3 separate regions of the Homo sapiens genome follow, and regions 1 and 2 are each linked to region 3. Evidence: chromatin contacts called from ENCODE Hi-C or POLR2A ChIA-PET data. All regions are on one chromosome and are shown on one strand. The core of a region is the stretch at or near the end of the contact, and the rest is flanking DNA. Distances in the headings are between cores, read along the strand shown. Region 1 overlaps NPTN (neuroplastin). Region 2 holds the start of ARIH1 (ariadne RBR E3 ubiquitin protein ligase 1). Region 3 holds the start of RPLP1 (ribosomal protein lateral stalk subunit P1).

Evidence for each region. A loop is a pair of places that touch in the nucleus more often than their neighbours do. ChIA-PET counts read pairs that join two places held with the same protein, here RNA polymerase II (POLR2A). Pooled maps may share reads with other maps.
Region 1: a loop to region 3 is called in a pooled map, with 2.0 times the contacts of the local background. The contact joins the enhancer-like site here to the promoter of RPLP1 in region 3. A Hi-C loop is called at or near these places in 2 of 50 pooled maps. POLR2A ChIA-PET finds 5 or more read pairs at or near these places in 2 of 52 experiments (GM10248 and GM12878).
Region 2: a map of CD4-positive, alpha-beta memory T cell shows a loop between it and region 3 (15-fold over the local background). The contact joins the promoter of ARIH1 here to the promoter of RPLP1 in region 3. A Hi-C loop is called at or near these places in 1 of 168 maps with a recorded cell type or tissue (CD4-positive, alpha-beta memory T cell) and 10 of 50 pooled maps. POLR2A ChIA-PET finds 5 or more read pairs at or near these places in 2 of 52 experiments (activated B cell and activated CD4-positive, alpha-beta T cell).

The regions. Positions count from the first base shown.
Region 1 is chr15:73,599,880-73,604,311 of GRCh38, forward strand. All of the region lies in intron 1 of NPTN (neuroplastin), which reads right to left. Among named protein-coding and RNA genes, the nearest start is that of NPTN, 31 kb to the right of the region's middle. Within about 2 kb of position 2,077, at least 21 of the 41 ENCODE cell types and tissues checked have a DNase peak (open chromatin) inside an H3K27ac peak, as active enhancers do.
Region 2 is chr15:72,471,998-72,476,288 of GRCh38, forward strand. It overlaps ARIH1 (ariadne RBR E3 ubiquitin protein ligase 1), which reads left to right and starts at 2,333. Exons shown (of 14, transcript NM_005744.5): 1 at 2,333-3,017. The coding sequence starts at 2,643. It overlaps TMEM202-AS1 (TMEM202 antisense RNA 1), which reads right to left and starts at 2,242. Exons shown (of 4, transcript NR_135678.1): 1 at 1,878-2,242. RefSeq lists enhancers at 1,697-1,796, 3,247-3,456 and silencers at 2,037-2,376, 2,228-2,424, 2,467-2,696.
Region 3 is chr15:69,450,023-69,454,148 of GRCh38, forward strand. RPLP1 (ribosomal protein lateral stalk subunit P1) reads left to right here and starts at 2,796. Exons shown (of 4, transcript NM_001003.3): 1 at 2,796-2,998; 2 at 3,625-3,699. The coding sequence starts at 2,927. RefSeq lists enhancers at 2,502-2,551, 2,832-3,081, 3,232-3,341 and a silencer at 3,102-3,151.

The sequences.
Region 1 (4,432 bases), core at 827-3,326, 4.1 Mb after region 3:
TAGAACTGTTAGTGGATTTCTTTTGTACTTTTTCCCTTCTTCTGTATTGTACTTCAAAGCAGCCTTAGACTTAAGCCTGTTTATCAATCTGTTGACAATGCTAATGTAAAAAAGATGCCTGAAAGTATCCTTTCACCAAGAATCCATCCAATTCCACTGTAACCCCAAGTCCTAATAACACACAAGTCACAGGTAGCTGAGAAACAGTCTGACTATGATTCCCACTGCACACAACTGGGCGAGTCACTCAGCCAGATCATGCCACCCTGGGCAAGACTTCCTGCTAAGAGTAAGGAATGCTGATCTGAGTCAGTTCAATTTTCTACCTGTATCAAGGAAAATGGGACCAAGACAAAAATGTTCTTTGCATTAGTAAATTATAGGATGTATATTTAAATGAACTTTTAAAACACAAGATAAAAAACCCTTTAAAATGCCAACAATGGTCTTTGAAGGCCATTATTGTTATTACCATTATTAGACATATAGAGTAACAGTGACATTTTCTAAGTATGCATTATATGTTTAGGCAATGTGCTAAGCACTTTATTCATTATCATATTCAAAATTCATTTATTCATTATGATAAGTGCCATTATAATTTTTCTTAAAGATGTGGAAACTAACGTCCAAAAAAGTTAAATATTTTGCCCACGGTCACAAGCTAATAACAAAGAGTCTGGCCTGGAATCCAAAGTGAAAGCATGGTCTCTTAACACTTACCACAACTGTGGTCAATGTGTCTCACTGGCCTGAAAAGGTTTTTGTAGTTACTTAAGTTAAAGATATGCTTTGTCACCACTTAGTTTAATTAATAAATTAATTAATAATAATTCCTGGCCACAAAAAGCCAGGAACCTTTGACCAATTGTGCAACATACTATGATCACTAACTCCATAAAATTATAATCTTACTAGAGAATGGAGATAGAGAAGCACTGGGTCAAAGAGTTCTTAAAGCAACTGGGGGGAGGGTGAACAGTGTGAAAAGATAAGATGATTCTGAGGCAAGACTGCCTCTAGTTCTGATGATTCCAATGCCCTGCTCTGGAGAAGGCTGGCTTCAGAGAAGGAAGGAATTTACAAGACACTGGAAAAATTTCTCTGATGCTGTAGTCAGGAGCCAAATTAATAAAGGGCAGCACCTGAAAGTTTTATAAAACTCCGCAGTTTGCAAAGAGCTTCCACATACATCACATCTCATTTCATTCGCACAGTTCCACAAGGTTCATACATAGGGCAGGTGCGGAGACAGGTTTATGACTTGCCCAAAATCACTTAGGCAGTTAATCCTGAGTGGGGCTGGGACTAGAATGCAGGTCTTAGCTTAGTCTAGGGTTCTTTCCAATAAACTGTGCTGCCTCTAAACAAACTAAGGAATTCCTTGATAGCTGAACACTCATCAAAAACCATGAAAAGAGATCTATTCCCCCTCCAAACAGCATGGAAAAGAAAGAAAAGAAAAAGAAAAAGAGAAAAGAGAAAAGAACCCTCTTTACAAAGTACTGTGAAATCACAATTAGCAAGGGAAAGTTATTAGCAACCATCCACCTTATTATCCATCCAAAATTAGCTTCAATTCAGGAAAAGAACTGGCTCTCAGCAGCAGCAGCAGGAGGTTCAGAGCCTGACTCACTGCCCTGCCTTTCATTACTAAGGGCTTTCAAACAAATATGTACCTTCAACAAGAAAGCACACACTGCCTAAAGTTGGGAGGCCAACAGAAGCATCTGTTTGCTCTCTAGGTCAAGGGTCATCCAATATTTTGGAAAAACCCTAAATTTTGTAAGACAACCTCCTACCCCACCCTCTTCCCCACCATCGTCTCCACCCACTATCTTAAGTGACTGGGCCCAGATCTGCAAGAGTTTTGGGAAAGTATTAATATCAGTGCATTCAGAGCAACAGTGATAAAGAGGGAAACTGAACAGTGGTTACTGGCTTTGAGGGAGGAAGAGACTAGAAGCTGATGCTGGAGGGGGTAGCAGGCAGAGCATTAAAAATGGAGGCAGCAAACCCAAGAGAAGCGTAATGTAAAATTGCATAACTGGGGATGGGGGATGGGAGGCAAAGATGACAGCTGGGACTAGCAGCCGGAGAAAAGGAGGAGCTTGCTGGCAGGAAAAACTGGATGTGTGGATATGTAGCAGAGGGTGAGAAGAAAAAGGAAACACAGAAGAGCAAGTTGAGCCCAATCCCAGGAAAACTGCTTTCATATATGCCCTAAGGAAGTAAAAAAAGCTAGCCTAGCCCTATATAGGAGAGACTATCATGATTTTTCACATTTACCTCCAGGGCAACCCACAGAACAAGAAATCAGACTAACTTTCTCTCTCCCTCAACTGACTACTGCCAAGGCCAGGCCTTTAAGTCTTGCCTGCTTTTGTCACCTCTTTTAAAAACAGCTGTTCCCTTCAAACCCCCTCTACCTCTAATTCCCTGTGGCTGGCTCATGCTGTTCTCTCCTTCGTTCCTCGCAATAAAGAGAAAATGACAGCCAAGATCATAAGAGCGTTTCTCTCCTCTGTCTCTCTCACACACACACAAATTCAAATCGTCTACCTCAAAATAAAGACTGAGCAAGACCCACTGACATCTAAACGTGAATACAGGAACTATGAGTATTTCAAATGTCTAAAGGACCCTTAACTGCTGTGAGGCTGTCACAGACTTGAGCCTACACAAACTACTGTAGAGCCTGCCTATCCTTCCTGTTAATCAGGAAACAGATCATTCATCACTATTCCTTAACACCAAAGGCAGGTCAGAAGTCTATATGCACTCATTCTGTGTGTACTGACCAAGGGTAAGGCAGGCTTGAAGTCCTGGGAGCAGAGGAAATGGGGTAACCTCATTCTCTGCAGCAGGAAGAGGTACCACAGATTAGTCTCATCTCTAGGTAGAGATGGCAGCAATTACAAAACATTTTCCAAATTCAAACCTGCTCCTTCCACAGGTACCTTGATCAGGCAGATATGACAAAAGTTTGGAAATTAAGATCATCCCTATCACTAGCTTCTAAACCAGGGTCCACCCTTTATTCTGAAATTATACCATTCAAAATGACCAAAGGCATCTATACCAGCCAGCCTTCTGCTTTGGAAAAATAGGGGAATCTAGTTCATGCCAAGAGAAACTACATAGTTTAGTGACCAAATGCAGCAAACTCTAAAATCAGTTGTCTGGATTCACATAAGGCTCTGTCACTAACTGTATGACTGTAAGCAAGTGACCTAACCTCTCTGAGCTTCATCTCCCTAATCTGTAAAACGGGACTAATAATAGCAGCTACCTCACAGGGTTATTGTGAGGATTATATGAGATAACATAGCTTAAAACAGTACCTGACACATAGTAAGCACTCAATAATGTTAGCTATTATTATATGTCTCCATAGAAATAAGTGCTAAACAGGCCACGGGCAGCAGCCTGCAGCACTGCTCCACAACAGGCTGGGAAGCAGAACTTCACATCCAAAATGAGCTTAACTTAAAATCCAAGTTCTTCAAGAAACAACAAAAAACTAACCTTAACCTTCCAAATAAAATGAGAACCAGAACGGAAATGTTAACTGCAGAAGGGAATGAAAAAGAAGGGAATTCTTCATTCCTTCCTATCTTTAGAGCAAACTGGAATGAACAAAGTGATAATAGCAGACACATGTATGTGGACTCAAGGAATTAGCAAGTGTTTTCAGAGTTATAAACCATTAAATCTAAGATATTATGAATAATCTGGAAAGTCCAAGAATAATAAGAATAAAGAGAGGCAGTACAAATTCTCCTTTTCAAAAAAAATTCTTTTAAAGTAGAAAATAATCCTATCAATTATAAATCAGGCTGCTTAACAATATTTGGGAAGATACTGGATATTGAACAGGCCAAACTGTTAATTTACAAAATATAAGATGTAGTTATGGAATCTGAGATCATGTCACATTAGCTTAATTTCAGCCTAAGAAAAGGTGTCAGGTTTTGAGTCAGCACCTCCACAACACAAATTCTCTTAACTTTAAGCAGTTTCTTCAAATGGGAATGATGCCACTTTCTTTATAGGGTAGTTGTGAAAATCATGTTACATTATGTGTAAGAGTTCTGTAAACTACTCTATGCAAATGTTAAGTTACTTTAGGACAGACAAGAAATAAGCATTTGGTATGACGGATCTCCCTCAACAAAAACTTTCATTCAGTCCTGTTGCCAATTCCTACTGACAAGCTAAACAAGCATGATCTACCTAGATCTACAGGTTTAAAAAAAAGTCAATGACAAAAAAGAAAAAAATTTAAAAGTATGATTTAAAAAAAAACATGGGCCGCTCACACTCATAATCTCAGCACTTTGGGAGGCCAAGGTGGTCTGATCGCTCGAGTCCAAGAGCTCGAGACCGGCCTGGGTAACACGGCAAAAAACTGTCTCTTCAAAAAATTAGC
Region 2 (4,291 bases), core at 1,083-3,582, 3.0 Mb after region 3:
GTTCCAGACCAGTCTGAGCAACATAGTGAGATGTATCTGTAAAAAAAAATAAAAAATTAGCCAGGTATGGTGGTGTGCACCTGTAGTACCAGCAACTCAGGAGGCTGAAGTGGGAGGATCACTTGAGCCCGGGACATTGAGCCTTCAGTGGTGATCGCACCACTGCATTCCAGCCTGGGTGCCAGAGCAAGAGTGTCTCCAAAAAAAAAAAAAAAAAGAAGAAATGTAGTAATAGAATACAGATGGCTATGCACATTTCTCTAATAGTGGTCAGCTGCTCCATTTATCAAAGTGGAGACTATGGATGGTAGGGTTCATTCAAGATAGGGGTACAATGAAAAGAAAGGTGAGGCAAAGGAGTTTAGGGTACTGACGAGTGTTACTGAATTTTTCTGTAGGTAATATCACAATGGAGACGGGGTGGACAGAAGTGTTCCTTGTGTCCATGGCTTGCCTTAGTTGTGGCAGCAATCTAGAATTGCTAAATAGAAACACTGAATCAAAGAACCTAGACCTGGCTGGGCGCTGTGGCTTATGCCTGTTATCACAGCACTTTGGGAGGCCGAGGCAGGTGGATCACCTGAAGTCAGGAATTCGAGACCAGCCTGGCCAATATGGTGAAACCCCATCTCTACTAAAAATACAAAAATTAGCCTGGGGTGGTGGCATGCGCCTGTAGTCCCAGCTACTCAGGAGGCTGAGACAGGAGAATCGCTTGAACCTGGGAGGCAGAGGCTGCAGTGAGCTGAGATCACCACTGTACTCCAATCTGGGCAACAGAGCGAGACTCCGTCTCAAGAAAAAAACAAACAACAACAACAACAACAAAAACCTAGACTACCAGTATTGAGGTTAAATGCTTTACTTTGTAAATCCTGAGGTTAAGAAATATAATTATCGGTATTTTAAAACTTACAAAATGGACAAATTGGAAGAGGCTTTTTAACATTATAATGGAATTTTTCACTTTTCAAAATCAATTTCCAAAGGGAACCTATAGGTTGAACAGTAAGATTTATCAACAAATCAGGGGTTTTGATTTTAAAAGGTTTTCAATCTGGCCAATTCTTCAGATTATCTCAAGAGGGAGCCTTCTTATGCCTCTTCTTCCTTCATAACACTTCTCTGGCTCGCATGTCCTGTTTGCAAAGATTTAAGCCCACTCTTAGGCATAAAATGCTCTTAACTGACATGACCCCTGACTAACTTGCCTAATATTTTGCCATGTACCCTCCATGCACTTTAAGCTCCCCAAACTATTACTTACTTGACACCTTCTGCGCTTTTGCTTGTTCTCTGCGGCTAGACCATCTTCCCTACCTTCTCTGTTGAACTCCTAGCCATTCATCAACACTCAGCTCACATAGCACACTTTCAGATGAGATTCAAGCATTATCTCTCTGGCTACATTTGGCCCTTGTAGATATTTCTATTATTGCCTGTATTTTGTTGAAGCATTCATGTCTTTTATGTACTACATAGTACATAATATATCTACATTACAAAGCATTTTTATGATTCATGTTTTGGGGCATCCAGCGGTTAAAATAGGGCAAGGGTTATGTGGTCTTGGCCAGGTCCCTTTTCCTTTCTGAGCTTCAGGTTCCTCAGGTATAAAATGGGTACTATGGCTCCGTGAAGATGAGACAGAATATATGTAAAGCCCTTACACAGTGCTCAATTCATGAAAATCATCGCTGTTTACATTGTTTAGGGCCCTCAAGAGGCGCTCTTGTCAGCGGGGTGGAGGAAATGCCTCTTTAAAATGACGTCATTATAGGAGACTTAAAAACCACTGCACGTCTGTACAAGTGGACAGAATCACACAGCTACCTAAAGTGGGTTCACCTGTCATACAGTTTAGAGGTTCCACTTACAACAGGTTTCCATCAGTAGCCAAAGCAACAGAAATTTTAGCTTAACGGCTGAGGGCTTCCGGGATTACCGCAGGGCGGGCGGGAAGCGCCTTTCCGCTCCGGAGGGAAGGCCGCGTCCCCAAGGGACTGCCTAAGTGGGCTGGATCCCTATGGCCTGCGGCAGACACCACCACGTAGGCGGTCCAGGGGTCCCTCTCTCGGTGACTGGTGACCAGGAGGCCGCAATCTCTTCACATAAAAGGTCTACGGGTTTCCGCTCGGCCCTCACAGCGGCAGCGGATCGAACCAGGAAAGCAATTCCCGCTCGGCTCCCCTCGGGTCCCAGGCCCAGGAAGGCCGGGCCGTGGGGTCTCCCCGGGCTCCACGCAGGGGCGGTGGGGCGGGGCGCAGTGACGCAAAGAGGAGTGACGCGACGACGCAGCGCGACGCGGTGACGCACGCCCCTTTGTTGGCTCAGTAGCGATAGCAGCGGCCGTGGAGGTGGCGTTGGGGACTGTTTTCTCTCGGAGGCCGGAGCGGAGCCGCGTCTGACTGAGGCGGGCAGCAAGCGGCCCCCTCGCTCCCTCCCTCCCTCCTCCGCGCCCTCCCCGCCGCCACCAGCCGTCAAACGCCAACCGCCGCTCCTGGGGAGGAGCCGCGGCTCGCGGGGCCGGAGCCAGGCCTGCGTCCGGACATCAGCCGGAGCCGGAGCGAGAGCCGGGGCCTCGGCGTCCCCGCCCTCTCCCCGCCTCGGCCAGCGTCCGCCGGGCCCCCGCGCGTCGCGCCATGGACTCGGACGAGGGCTACAACTACGAGTTCGACGAGGACGAGGAGTGCAGTGAGGAGGACAGCGGCGCCGAGGAGGAGGAGGACGAAGACGACGACGAGCCGGACGATGATACCCTGGATCTGGGCGAGGTGGAGCTGGTGGAGCCCGGGCTGGGCGTCGGCGGGGAGCGGGACGGACTGCTGTGCGGGGAGACGGGCGGTGGCGGCGGCAGCGCTCTGGGGCCCGGCGGTGGCGGCGGCGGCGGCGGCGGCGGTGGTGGTGGCGGGCCGGGGCATGAGCAGGAGGAGGATTACCGCTACGAGGTGCTCACGGCCGAGCAGATTCTACAACACATGGTGGAATGTATCCGGGAGGTCAACGAGGTCATCCAGGTGAGGGTGGCCGCCGCGCCAGCTGGACCGGGCCCGACGGGGGAGCGGATTCAGGCGGCACGCGCGGTCCCGAGGGACAGGCCTGGGCCTGGTGCGCAGCCTAGCCCGGTGCCTCCCGGCCTTGTCTTCTCCGCTGCCTCTGCTGGGGATAGAGGGTGTCGAAAGCAGAGGTTCGCCGATTAGCCGGGTGTGGGGAGGTGCGCTGGGGGCGGTGCTTCCCAAGTCCTGCTATGGCGGAGGCCTTCGGTCGCCTAAGCCTTCTCTTGCGGGCAATTTCTGCCAGTCCCTGGGCCGGGTGTCCTTTCTCTGGCCGGGCGATCGCCTACTGGGGCGGGGCGGAGGAGGTGGGGTGGAGAAGAGGAGTCAGGAAGAATTGGGCCCTGACGGGACTTACCCCGGCCGTAGCCTCATTTGAGCACTTTTGGAAGGGATTAGAGTAGGCCTAAGAGCAGCTTGGTGTACAGTTGCCCCAAGTGGGCACCAGTTAATAAAGAAATGGATCTTGGCAGTCTCAAGTGCCTACTTAAAGGTGGGGGAAGGGAAGTATTTCTCGGAAGAGGTGCTGATGGGCCTTCTTTTCAGATGGTGAGGCTTCTGCTTACATCTTTTTTATGTCTTTGCTGTTTGGGACCTAATTGCTACTTTTTCTAGTCGTAGCAGATGACTTGCTTGAAGCTGTTGGAATAGTTACTGCATATTGCATACCCTTCCTTGTAGCTAAAACAACAACAAAACGCAGTGTTGTCTAATATTGGACAAGACTCTATTGTGAGTTAGAAAGCAGAGGTTTTCTGCTTGTGAACTCCTTTCTCTGATATTTTCTATTTTGTGGTAAGTTAGGCTTGGTGTAAGTTGATAACCACATCTCATTTAACCATGTGCGTCAGATTTTGCATTTTTGAGCTTTAGAAACTCAAAAGTTTTCATTTGGGGAAAAAAAAAACCTCAGTTCTCCTGAGGAGTCAGGGATATGGCTGAAGAATAAAAATGAAGCTTGATTCAGTGCAATTTTTAGAAAACCTGGAAGGAAACATATATGAGCAGCAAGTTACTATTGCCTCTTTTATCAGTATTATTTCTTTTTTGTTTAACTTAAATTGGTTGGCTAAATATTCATTGACAAATTAGAAGTATGTCACTGTCAACTCGTTGACTTTCTATTATTAACTGATTTTTATAGTATTATAAGTAACAGTTTTAAAAATTGAAGCATCTATTCAGGCACTGTTTCAATACAGTGTTTTGCATAATAGAAAAATCTCTGATATCTAGTG
Region 3 (4,126 bases), core at 1,546-4,045:
GGTCTCAAACTCCTGGCCTCAAGCAATCCTCCCGACTTGGCCTCCCAAAGTGCTAGAATTACAGGCATGAGCCACAGCACCCAGCCTGCTTTTTAAATTATTATTTAAAATAATAGAGACAGCCCGGGCATGGTGGCTCACAACTGTAATCCCAGTACTTTGAGAGGCTGAAACAGGATGGCTTGAGGTCAGGAGTTCAAGACCAGCCTGAGCAACATGGTGAAATCCCATCCCTACAAAAAGTTTAAAAATTAGCCAGGTGTGGTGGCACGCACCTGTAGTCCCACCTACTGGGGAGGCTGAGGTGGGAGGATTGCCTGAGCCTGGGAGGCAGTGGTTGCAGGGAGGCAGTGGTTGCAGTGAGTTGTGATGGCACCACTGTGCCCCAGCCTGGGCAATGGAGTGAGACCCTGTCTCAAAAACAAACAAACAAAAAATTAATAGAGACTGGGTCTCACTATGTTGCCCCAGGCTGGTCTTGAACTCCTGGGCTCAAGCGATCCTCCCGCCTTGGCCTCCCAAAAGTGTTTGGATTACAGGCATGAGCCACCATGACCTGCCCCAGCCCACTTAAAAAAAAAAAATTTAGCCGGGCACAGTGGTTCACCCCTGTAATCCCAGCACTTTGGGAGGCCAAGGTGGGTGAATCACCTGAGGTTAGGAGTTCGAGACCAGCCTGGCCAACATGGTGAAACCCTGTTTCTACTAAAAATACAAAAAATTAGCTGGGCATGGTGGCACACGCCTATAATCTCAGTTACTCTGGAGGCTGTGGCAGGAGAATCGCTTGAACCTGGGAGGTGGAAGTTGCAGTGAGCCGAGATCGTGCCATTGCACTCCAGCCTGGGGAACAAGAGTGAAACTCCGTCTCAGAAAAAAAAAATTTTTTTTAATGGCTTATTGCATAGTATTTTCAAAATATTAATAGGAAATTTTTACTACGATAGGAGAATATGGGGCAGTGGAATTTGTCTGAAGTAACTGTTGAATCCACTAAGTCCTTCATCAACACAAAAGGAAATGCATGAGTACTGATGTTTTGCTTAACTACTTCTCTTGAATAGCTGTGGTTAGTGCTTACTGTTTGATACCCTGTAAAAAGTATTATCTATAATATATAGATGGAGAAGAAGATTATTTCCTCAATGACCACAAAGTGCCACTTGTCAACCAGATCAGTTTTGTTTTTTTGAGAGGGAGTTTTGCTCTTGTTGCCCAAGCCGGAGTGCAATGGCACAATCTCAGCGCAATGCAACCTCCGCCTCCTGGGTTCAAGCGATTCTCCTGCTTCAGCCGCCCTAGTAGCTGGGATTACAGGTGCCCGCCACCACGCCCAGCTAAATTTTTTGTATTTTTAATAGAGACAAGGTTTCACTATGTTGGCCAGGCTGGTCTCGAACTGCTGACCTCAGGCTATCCACCCGCCTCAGCCTCCCAAAGGGTTGGGATTGCAGGCGTGAGCCACCGCACCCGGCAGATCAGTTTTTTATGTACACTGCTGGACAAACAGTATTTTGGACTGACTCATTGTAGCTTTGGAAATGTTTGGATTTTTTAATAGCTTTAACCTTTCTTGACCAAAATTCCACTATAATGGCTGCTTAGATTTGGATGAAAACTCAACAGCTTTATTTTTTAAAAGTTTGATAGCTTTATAAATGCTTTTTTAAAAAATTCCGGATGTGAAAATATTTATGTTTGTAGTTAAGATTGACCCAAGTGGGACTCTAGATCGGTGGATTCCAACAGAAATGTTTCTTCAGAGATGATTATTAAATAATGGGATGGACTAAACAAAGAAGGTGCCCCCCCCCCACCAAAAAAAAAGATATATATACATAGAACTAACTTTCCGGTAAACTAAGCAAATTCCACGAGGAATGCAAAGATGACCATTTTTGAAGGTAGGAATTTAAATTGGGTTTAGATAACAAATAACGGGTTGTAGACAGCTTACCCATAATCCCTCCTTCCCCCAAGCACTAGGCAGTGAAGTTAGACTTCTGGATTCCACCTCCACGCTCACCGCGCGGCACTATGCAATCTTCGGTTAGTTACCAGGTCTAAGTTAGGCTTCTGGATTCCAACTCCACGCTCCACCGCGCGGAACTATGCAATCTTGAGTTAGCTACCGGGTCTAAGTTAGGCTTCTAGATTCCAAATCCACGCTCCACTGCGCGGTAACTACATAATCTTGGGCTAGTTTACCAGCTCTAAGACTTAATTTTGCCATATGCAAGATGGAGATAACATCCAACTCCTGGTGTGTGAGGATTACGTGAATCCTTGCAGAATGTGGCTCAGTGCCTGGGACATAGTAAGCGCTCTACGGCTTCTGCTAGCATAACGCTGTTAGTTTCTCTCATCCTCCTACATCTACCTATCTCAACCAAGGTCCTGCGCTAAGCAGGGGCCTCCAAGCTGGGACGCAGCCCTTACTCTCAGGGTCAGCGCCGGCTGGGAAGGCCGCGACCTAACCAGGAGATTACGAACAATGTCACCAGGGCCACAGCGGAGCTCCTGCCAAGTCAAGCAACTCATGGAACCAACGGAGGCGAAGTCCGAATACCTAGGCAACCCTAACCTAAAAGTGTTTTTAACGTTCTCAGGTCCTATAATTTACCCAAATAAAGTGGGACCGTATTTGCAGGCGCTGAGAAACTTTCTCAACAGTAAGAACCAATCAGGCGCAGTGCGCAGGCGCCTTCAGTGGGTCCTGGGTCCGCCTCTTCCGCCCGGTGCGGGCGCCGATTGGTCCGCGTGGACACATAAGAGGCTGCGTATAGGCGCGAGAGCCCCTTTCCTCAGCTGCCGCCAAGGTGCTCGGTCCTTCCGAGGAAGCTAAGGCTGCGTTGGGGTGAGGCCCTCACTTCATCCGGCGACTAGCACCGCGTCCGGCAGCGCCAGCCCTACACTCGCCCGCGCCATGGCCTCTGTCTCCGAGCTCGCCTGCATCTACTCGGCCCTCATTCTGCACGACGATGAGGTGACAGTCACGGTGAGTGCGGGCGCGGGCCGGCGGCCGGGCTGCCTGTGGGCGGTGACTTTCGGCTCTCCATGCGGTTCCCGGCTCCAGGCCGTTCGACTGAGCACTTCCGGCCGGGGCCAGGCCGCGAACACAGGCCGCATAGGGCGGGCGCTCCTCGGGGCTGGGGCCTCTCTCCGGGCAGGTCCTGGGCCCCCGGGACCACGTGCGGGCCCAGCGGGCATGGAGTGCGCTTGAGGCTGGGCGCTCCGGCTCCAAGAGCCTTCGTGTAGAAAAGCTCTTCCGCAGTGCTTGGGCACCCTGACCCGTGCCTCGTCTCTCTCAGGGACACTTACTCGGACCTCTTTCGGTGTAATTGCCTTGAATTCCCCCGGTCGTGGAGGAAGGCGCCCGAGCTCGGCTCCACCTCCCAGGTCTTGTAACTTAAAAATAGCCGCGTGACTCAGGCAAGTCCCAGCCCGTGAAACAGCAGTGATGGGCTCGCCTCATTGCAGGGCGCCTGGCACACATCTCTTTTGCTTGTGATAGAATATTTGAGCTGGTTAAACATGTTATGTACACTTATTGAGTGACGTGCAGCATTTTGGAGATATTACATACGCTACGTTTTGATGGATTGACGTTTTTATTTGTTGTAGGAGGATAAGATCAATGCCCTCATTAAAGCAGCCGGTGTAAATGTTGAGCCTTTTTGGCCTGGCTTGTTTGCAAAGGTAAGGTGATGGTGGCAAAGTGATTGTGGTAAGGCCTGCTGATTTACGAGGGCAGTTGTACATGCTAAAGTACCCCCAGCGGTGCCATAACGCCCCACATGCCGCTGGATCTCCTAGGTGTTTTTCGTTGCATGTATATCTCTAGGAGCTAATAAGATTTCAGCTTGTCAAGTCTTACGTTTCCTTATCAGACTCTGGTTTCCCTTTTGCTCTGAAACCATGGTTAAAAAAAATGTGAATCAGGTCATTTATTCCCAAAAAGGGTCACTCGGGAGATAGGTACTACGCATGTTAAGTTGCAAGCAAATTCTTTTTCTTTTTCTTTTTTTTTTCTTGAGACGGAGTCACCCAGGCTGGAGTGCAGTGGTGCGATCTCAGCTCACTGCAAGCTCCGCCTCCCGGGTTCACGCCATTATCCTGCCTCAGC